2 separate regions of the Homo sapiens genome follow, and region 2 is linked to region 1. Evidence: chromatin contacts called from ENCODE Hi-C or POLR2A ChIA-PET data. All regions are on one chromosome and are shown on one strand. Each heading gives the region's core, a stretch centred on a gene start or an enhancer-like site at or near the end of the contact. The rest is flanking DNA. Distances are from core to core; before and after follow the strand shown. Region 1 overlaps COL27A1 (collagen type XXVII alpha 1 chain). Region 2 overlaps COL27A1 (collagen type XXVII alpha 1 chain).

The links. Hi-C counts contacts between places; a loop is a spot of excess contacts on that map. ChIA-PET counts read pairs that join two places held with the same protein, here RNA polymerase II (POLR2A). Pooled maps may share reads with other maps.
Region 2: a loop to region 1 is called in a map of left ventricle myocardium inferior, with 3 times the contacts of the local background. The contact joins two enhancer-like sites. A Hi-C loop is called at or near these places in 4 of 168 maps with a recorded cell type or tissue (left ventricle myocardium inferior, posterior vena cava and sigmoid colon) and 7 of 50 pooled maps. POLR2A ChIA-PET finds 5 or more read pairs at or near these places in 3 of 52 experiments (GM10248, OCI-LY7 and activated T-cell).

Annotation. Positions count from the first base shown.
Region 1 is chr9:114,177,770-114,180,745 of GRCh38, forward strand. COL27A1 (collagen type XXVII alpha 1 chain) reads left to right here. Exons shown (of 61, transcript NM_032888.4): 4 at 522-575. Among named protein-coding and RNA genes, the nearest start is that of COL27A1, 24 kb to the left of the region's middle. Within about 2 kb of position 1,367, at least 12 of the 41 ENCODE cell types and tissues checked have a DNase peak (open chromatin) inside an H3K27ac peak, as active enhancers do; they include left ventricle myocardium inferior, where a contact is called at or near this core.
Region 2 is chr9:114,248,980-114,251,679 of GRCh38, forward strand. It overlaps COL27A1 (collagen type XXVII alpha 1 chain), which reads left to right. Exons shown (of 61, transcript NM_032888.4): 25 at 1,636-1,689. Among named protein-coding and RNA genes, the nearest start is that of MIR455, 41 kb to the left of the region's middle. Within about 2 kb of position 1,377, at least 15 of the 41 ENCODE cell types and tissues checked have a DNase peak (open chromatin) inside an H3K27ac peak, as active enhancers do; they include left ventricle myocardium inferior, where a contact is called at or near this core.

The sequences.
Region 1 (2,976 bases), core at 117-2,616:
GAGATACTTGGTGTGACCTTGGCCAAGTCCCTTCTCTGTTCTGATTCTGCAGAGAATTTGGCTGAGCTCTGAGGTTTCTGGCTGTTTTATTTTATCAAACGTTTGGCTGAGCCCTGGGGATAGGCAGATGACTCATATCCCCTTAGTTCCTTTGAGGAGACTGTCATCTGATGGGAGACACAGGCTTCTAAGCAGATAATTCCCCAAGTAAGATAGCGGTCTTTAAAATAGAGGAAAAGAAGGGACTTTGTCCAACTTGGGGAAGGTTTTCTGGAGAAGGTGACACCCTAAGTTAGCTGGGTGATAAATGATGAGGGCGTCAGTGACTGAATAGTAGCTATGAAAGCCCAAAAGCCCCAAAGAGCATGAATTTCTCAGGGCAGGGACCTCAGGGGACTCCTCCTCTTAGCCGCGGACTATCCATGCCCACAGCTGCAGGCGGGATTGTTGAATGACTGCTTGAGCCCATTCTCTGCTGCCAGTGGGCACTGTCTAATGCTGTCTTCTTGTTTTCTCCTCAGGGTCCCCCTGGGCTACCTGGGCTACCTGGAATCCCTGGTGCACGTGGGCCTCGGGTGAGTTATCTCACACTGTCCTTTGGAACTCTTGGTGGCTCTTTGGCCTGCGTCTCACTGCCCCTGAGGTCTCGGGTTTGCTGTGTGTCCTCAGGTTCTTCCCTCCCCCTCTCTGGCACCCATATTTGGCTTTATCCATTTGGAGTGGACTTAGGGCTCTCAAGGGTGCTATATGGACAGATATGGCATGGAACAGCAATGACCTCTTGTAGGTCTCAGTTGTCCATTGGGGATATCACCCTTTGCAGCCTGGGGTGGGGAAGGGGCTCCAGAAGATCACATCCCTTCGGCTGGTGAGCTTCAGTGTTTGGCCAGGAAAACTGCCTTGGGGAATATATGACCCTTGCATCCCTCTTCCTGTTTCTGCAGGGCTCTCCTGGAGTAGGGGTGCGGACATAGGTACCTGGAGGGGCCATGCGGGGAGGAGTTGAGTTCCTCCTGCTGGAGAGAGGCTGGGGGACAGCTTGGCAGGCTGCGGTGGCTGACTGAGCTAGCCCAAGCCCGAGAGGGAAAATAGCTCCTATGTGATGTGCCTGGCACCTTCTTTTATGCTGCCTTATTTGACCTCTCATGCCCACCCCAAGTTCCCATGGGACAGTGAGATCATTCTCATTTTAGAGATGAGGAAACTGAGTAGGAAATGGCAAAACCAGGACTGGAACCCAGGCTCTTACCCATATACTGGAACCCTTGGAGATCCCCTTAGAGGGAAACCTACCTGCTTCCCTTAGAGGGCTGAGACCAACAGCACCCGGCATCTGTGCCCAGGCTGAATCAGCCTTTCCCACGCTGGGTGCCTGGTGAGGCCCTGGCAGAGGTAGCTGCCTGGGGCATATTTTTAGCTCTGAGCCCAGCGAGTGGTTCTGGTTATGCAATTACCCAAGCCCTAGTTCCCTCCAGACCTGGCCCTGTGCTCCCTGGGCCCAGGGCTCTGGAATCTGCCATCTGAAGCGGCATTTCCTCCTGGCTTCAGAGCCTTCATGAAGCACGTGCCCTCTGGGGACCACATAGATATCACAGACGCTGCTAGCCCATGGGACCTTGCAGCCTGGGACCAGGATGAGGCCGTTGACCTAGGCAGCCTACTCCCTTCCCCAACCTCCTGAGCCCCCAAGCCTCTGCGGTTTTGCTCTGGCTGTCCTCCTTTGTAAACTTGTCCTCCATTCATGTCTAAGAGCAAATGCCACCTTTATTTCTGATGACCACTCCCTTCTTGGAACTCCCGCAGTGGTTCCCCTGTCCCCTCTGGATGGCATGGGCCACTTTCTCAAAGCTCTCATTGACCACTAAACTCTGTTTGCTGAGCCACATGTGCAGGATCTCATTCCACCTTCCCAGCCATTCTGAGAAACAGGTTTCAATCTATTCCCATTTTACAGATGAGGAAACTGAGGCTCAGAAAGGTTTAGTTACTTCAGATAAAGTCAAAGAGAGTAAATGGCAGAGCCAGGATTGAACCCAGGCAGTCTGCCTCCAGAGCCTACCATCTTTTTTTTTTTTTTTTTTTTTTTTTTGCCAGAGTCTCGCTGTGTCTCCCAGGCTGGAGTGCAATGGAGCAATCTGGGCTCACTGCAGCCTCCACCTCCCAGGTTCAAGGGATTCTCCTGCCTCAGCCTCCCAAGTAGCTGGGATTACAAGCACACGCCCCCGGGCCCAGCTATTTTTTCGTATTTTTAGTAGACATGGGGTTTCACCATGTTAGCCAGGCTGGTCTCAAACTGCTGACCTCAAGTGATCCACCTGCCTCGGCCTCCCAAAGTGCTGGGATTATGAGTGTGAGCCACTGCGCCTAGCCCAGAGCCTACCATCTTAAGCATCTATTGTGCTTATTTTTCTGAGTATTCACCTGAGCCCCTCCAGAGATAGGCCTCGGTTACCTCTCTCTCCTACGTGATGCCTGGCAGAGCACCCTGCGTGCTGGAGGTGCTGGGCAAATGATTGGTGAAGAGTTCTAATGTAGGAGTCAAGAATATTTCTACCAAGAAGTTGTGGAATCTTAGGCAAGTCCCTTCTGTCCTTCTAGGCTCAGTTTCCCCATCTATAAAGGCTGGGGTCATGGTAAGGCATTTCTAAGTTTCCACCTAGCTCTGGGTGAATGACTCTCCTGACACGCTTCTAGGCTCTTTGCCTGCACGCCACCCCAACTCTCCCTGCCCGCCGTCCCACCATCATCCTGTTTCTAGACTGGAAATTCCATAGATTATAAAATTCCAAAGATAATAGAATGCTGGATTAAACAATCCCAGCTCCTCTCTGCACAGATGGGGGCTCTGGGGCTTAAGGAGGGGCATTCTTACCTGAGGTCGCCCAAAGCTCTCTGTCTTGCCCCTTCCTACCTCCACATATTCCCCCAGCCCATGGAGGGATGTTGGGGAATCCCAGAGCCTCCCCCACCTGGCTT
Region 2 (2,700 bases), core at 127-2,626, 71 kb after region 1:
GAAAGAGCGAACATGTATGAAGTACCTCTACGCATCGTGCACCATCTCCCGTATTCGGAACAGTGCCAGGAAGTAGGGAGGTACCTTTATTGTCTCCCATTCTGCAGATGAGGCTCAGAGAGACTGATTTGCCCAGAACCCACACACCTGAAGACTGAATGACAGTTACATAGATAAAGTGCCAGGTACAGGGCTTGGCACACAGGAAGTGCTCAATACGTTGAAGCCGTTGTTATAATATTGCTATCACTTAGAAAATGCTCTAATTAATTTTTAAAAATAAGTTGTTGCAAAAATCAAGTATTTGGTTATTTTCTGTGAAATGTTAGCTGTGACCTTATACCTAGTGCCTCATCCCTCTTACCTTATACTTCAGAAAGTTCTCTGAACCCAGGGAACCAGGGGCAGGTGCAGGATCCACCATGCGTAGTGCCAGCGTGGTGCTGGGATGTACGGGAGATCCGGGCCCTGTTCACAGCCACATGCTTTGGAGGCCTTGGGCTGGAGGGGAAGGTGCGTGGTCTTTGGAGCCACACAACCAGAGCGGACATCCCAGGCTGCAGCAGCAAGACACGTGTGGCCCTCGCTGAAGTGACCACTTTAAAACTGTCTTTAGATAAGAAAGTGTGGATCCCAGAGGTAACCCTCTCATGGTAGTTAACTGACAGCTGGGCCGGCCTTATTGACTGAGTACACAAACTCTGGCCTATTCCTGGCCCAAGGTCTCATTTTACTCTGGCCAGGGTTTGGGGGACAGGGAGCGGATTTTATGGACAAAATCCACTCATCCCTCCATCTTTCCTAATTCACCCAGAACCTCTTGGCTGCAAATCTGGGTTCTTCCAAAGCCACTTCTGCACTCCTGAACCACACAAGGCCCTCCCGGCTCAGTTTGTATTTTCCTTAGCAGGGAAGAAGGTGGGGCCTGAATAAGAAATTGATGGGCCTTCCTAGGTGACCCCTCTAGGCTGTCCACCCTCGCTGCGCGTGTGCGTGTTTGCTTGCTCAGGGAGACGGCAAGGACTGGGGCCACCTAGAAGAACCCCCTGGAACCCAGAGGCAAGTTGTCACCCAGCGGAGTTCAGCAGAGCAGCAGGAGCTGCAGCGTGTGTCTGTGTGTGCACCCTTTCAGAAAAAGGCAAGGAGGCCTTTCAGAAGACAGTAAAGAGGCCTCCGCCTCCCCGATTCCAATCAGTTCTCTTGGCGGAGGCTGTTACGGTATTTCTGTCCCAGCCAGCGGGTTTGTTTCACTCTTTGAAACAGCCCCAGAGCCCCGAAAGATGGGCACAGATGGCCTCTTCCCAGCTCAGCTTAAGCCACCCCCCGCCCAACCCCAGCTCTCCAAACGTGGCAGCCTCCCAGCCTGCTTCTGGCGCGGGAAGAATGTGTGGCGCTCCCAGGGATGTTGGCAGCGGCCCCGCTGCTTGGCTTCAAAATCAGAACCATCTGGTGGAGTGAGGGAAGTCAGAACGGTGCCCAGAGAGAGGCAGCGCTCTCCCCGGCACAACCCCATGCTGGCTGGGTGACCAGGCACGGGTGGGAGACACCTGGGAGATGAGCTTCAGGGGAAGGAGCGGGAGGGCTGGGTCCCCGGATTCACGTTGTTTCTCTTGCTTTCGGGAATGTGTCTCATAGGGATTTATGGGATTCATTGGTCTGGTCGGGGAGCCAGGAATCGTGGGAGAAAAGGTAAGTGGTGTTGAGGGGAAAAGATAAACAATTAGAGCTTGTGTTTTGAAATTGTAAAAAGGTGAAGAGGCCCTTTGACCTGGGGATTTCAGAATACCCTCCCCTAGCCTCTCTCCTGACCTGGCATTCTGAGTCTGCCAAGAGACATTGTTCCCTTTCCTGGCATCCCTTGGGGTTCTATCCCTGCCCTACTGTCATCAGCCTCAAGCACAGTTAGACTTTTGTGTGACAACCAGCAGATGCATGTGACCTGGGCTCCTCACAGCTGCCTACTGGCCCTGCACAGGGGTCGGCGAGAGCAGGGAGGAAAAGACTCATCTTTACAAAGAGGAAAGATGAGGTTGCCTTGCTAAGCCTCTGTTTTAGATGAGATAACAGAGGCTCAAATAGGGGAGGTGACTTACTCCAGGTCACCCAGATAATAAGTGGCAGTGCTGAGATTTGAACCAGGTTCATTGCCAAAGGTTAGCTACACTTTGCTCACTAAGACACTCTGCCTCATGTTGGCTCCCAGCTCCCACCAAGGGCCTTGGAGGCACTTGTCTTCCTTTGTATGGGTTTATCCGATCCCCAGAGCAGGCCCTCTGGGAGAACCAATATTATTCCCATTGAATAGATGGAGGAACTGAGGTCCAGAGGGAGGAAGTATCCCCCGCAAGTCTGGCCCCGCCTAACTCTCCAGGATCCTCTTGTGCCACACTCTATCACTCTATGTGGCCCAGACCCTCGGGCCTCTGCCTTCCTCCTCCTCCTCCTCCCTCGCTTCCCCCTCCTCCTCCTTCCCCTTCTGCTCCTCCTCCTTTTAAATTCAGCTTTTTATCTTGAAATTTTAAATTTAACTTTTTATTTTGAAATAATGACAGATTCACAAGAAGTTGCAAAAAATAGTACCCTTCACCCTGTTTCTTCCAGTGGTAGCATCTTACATAATGATAGCACAACATCAAAGCCAACTCTGGGCTTCTGCTGTTGCTCAAATGACCCATGTCCCTTCTCACCTACAAACCATTG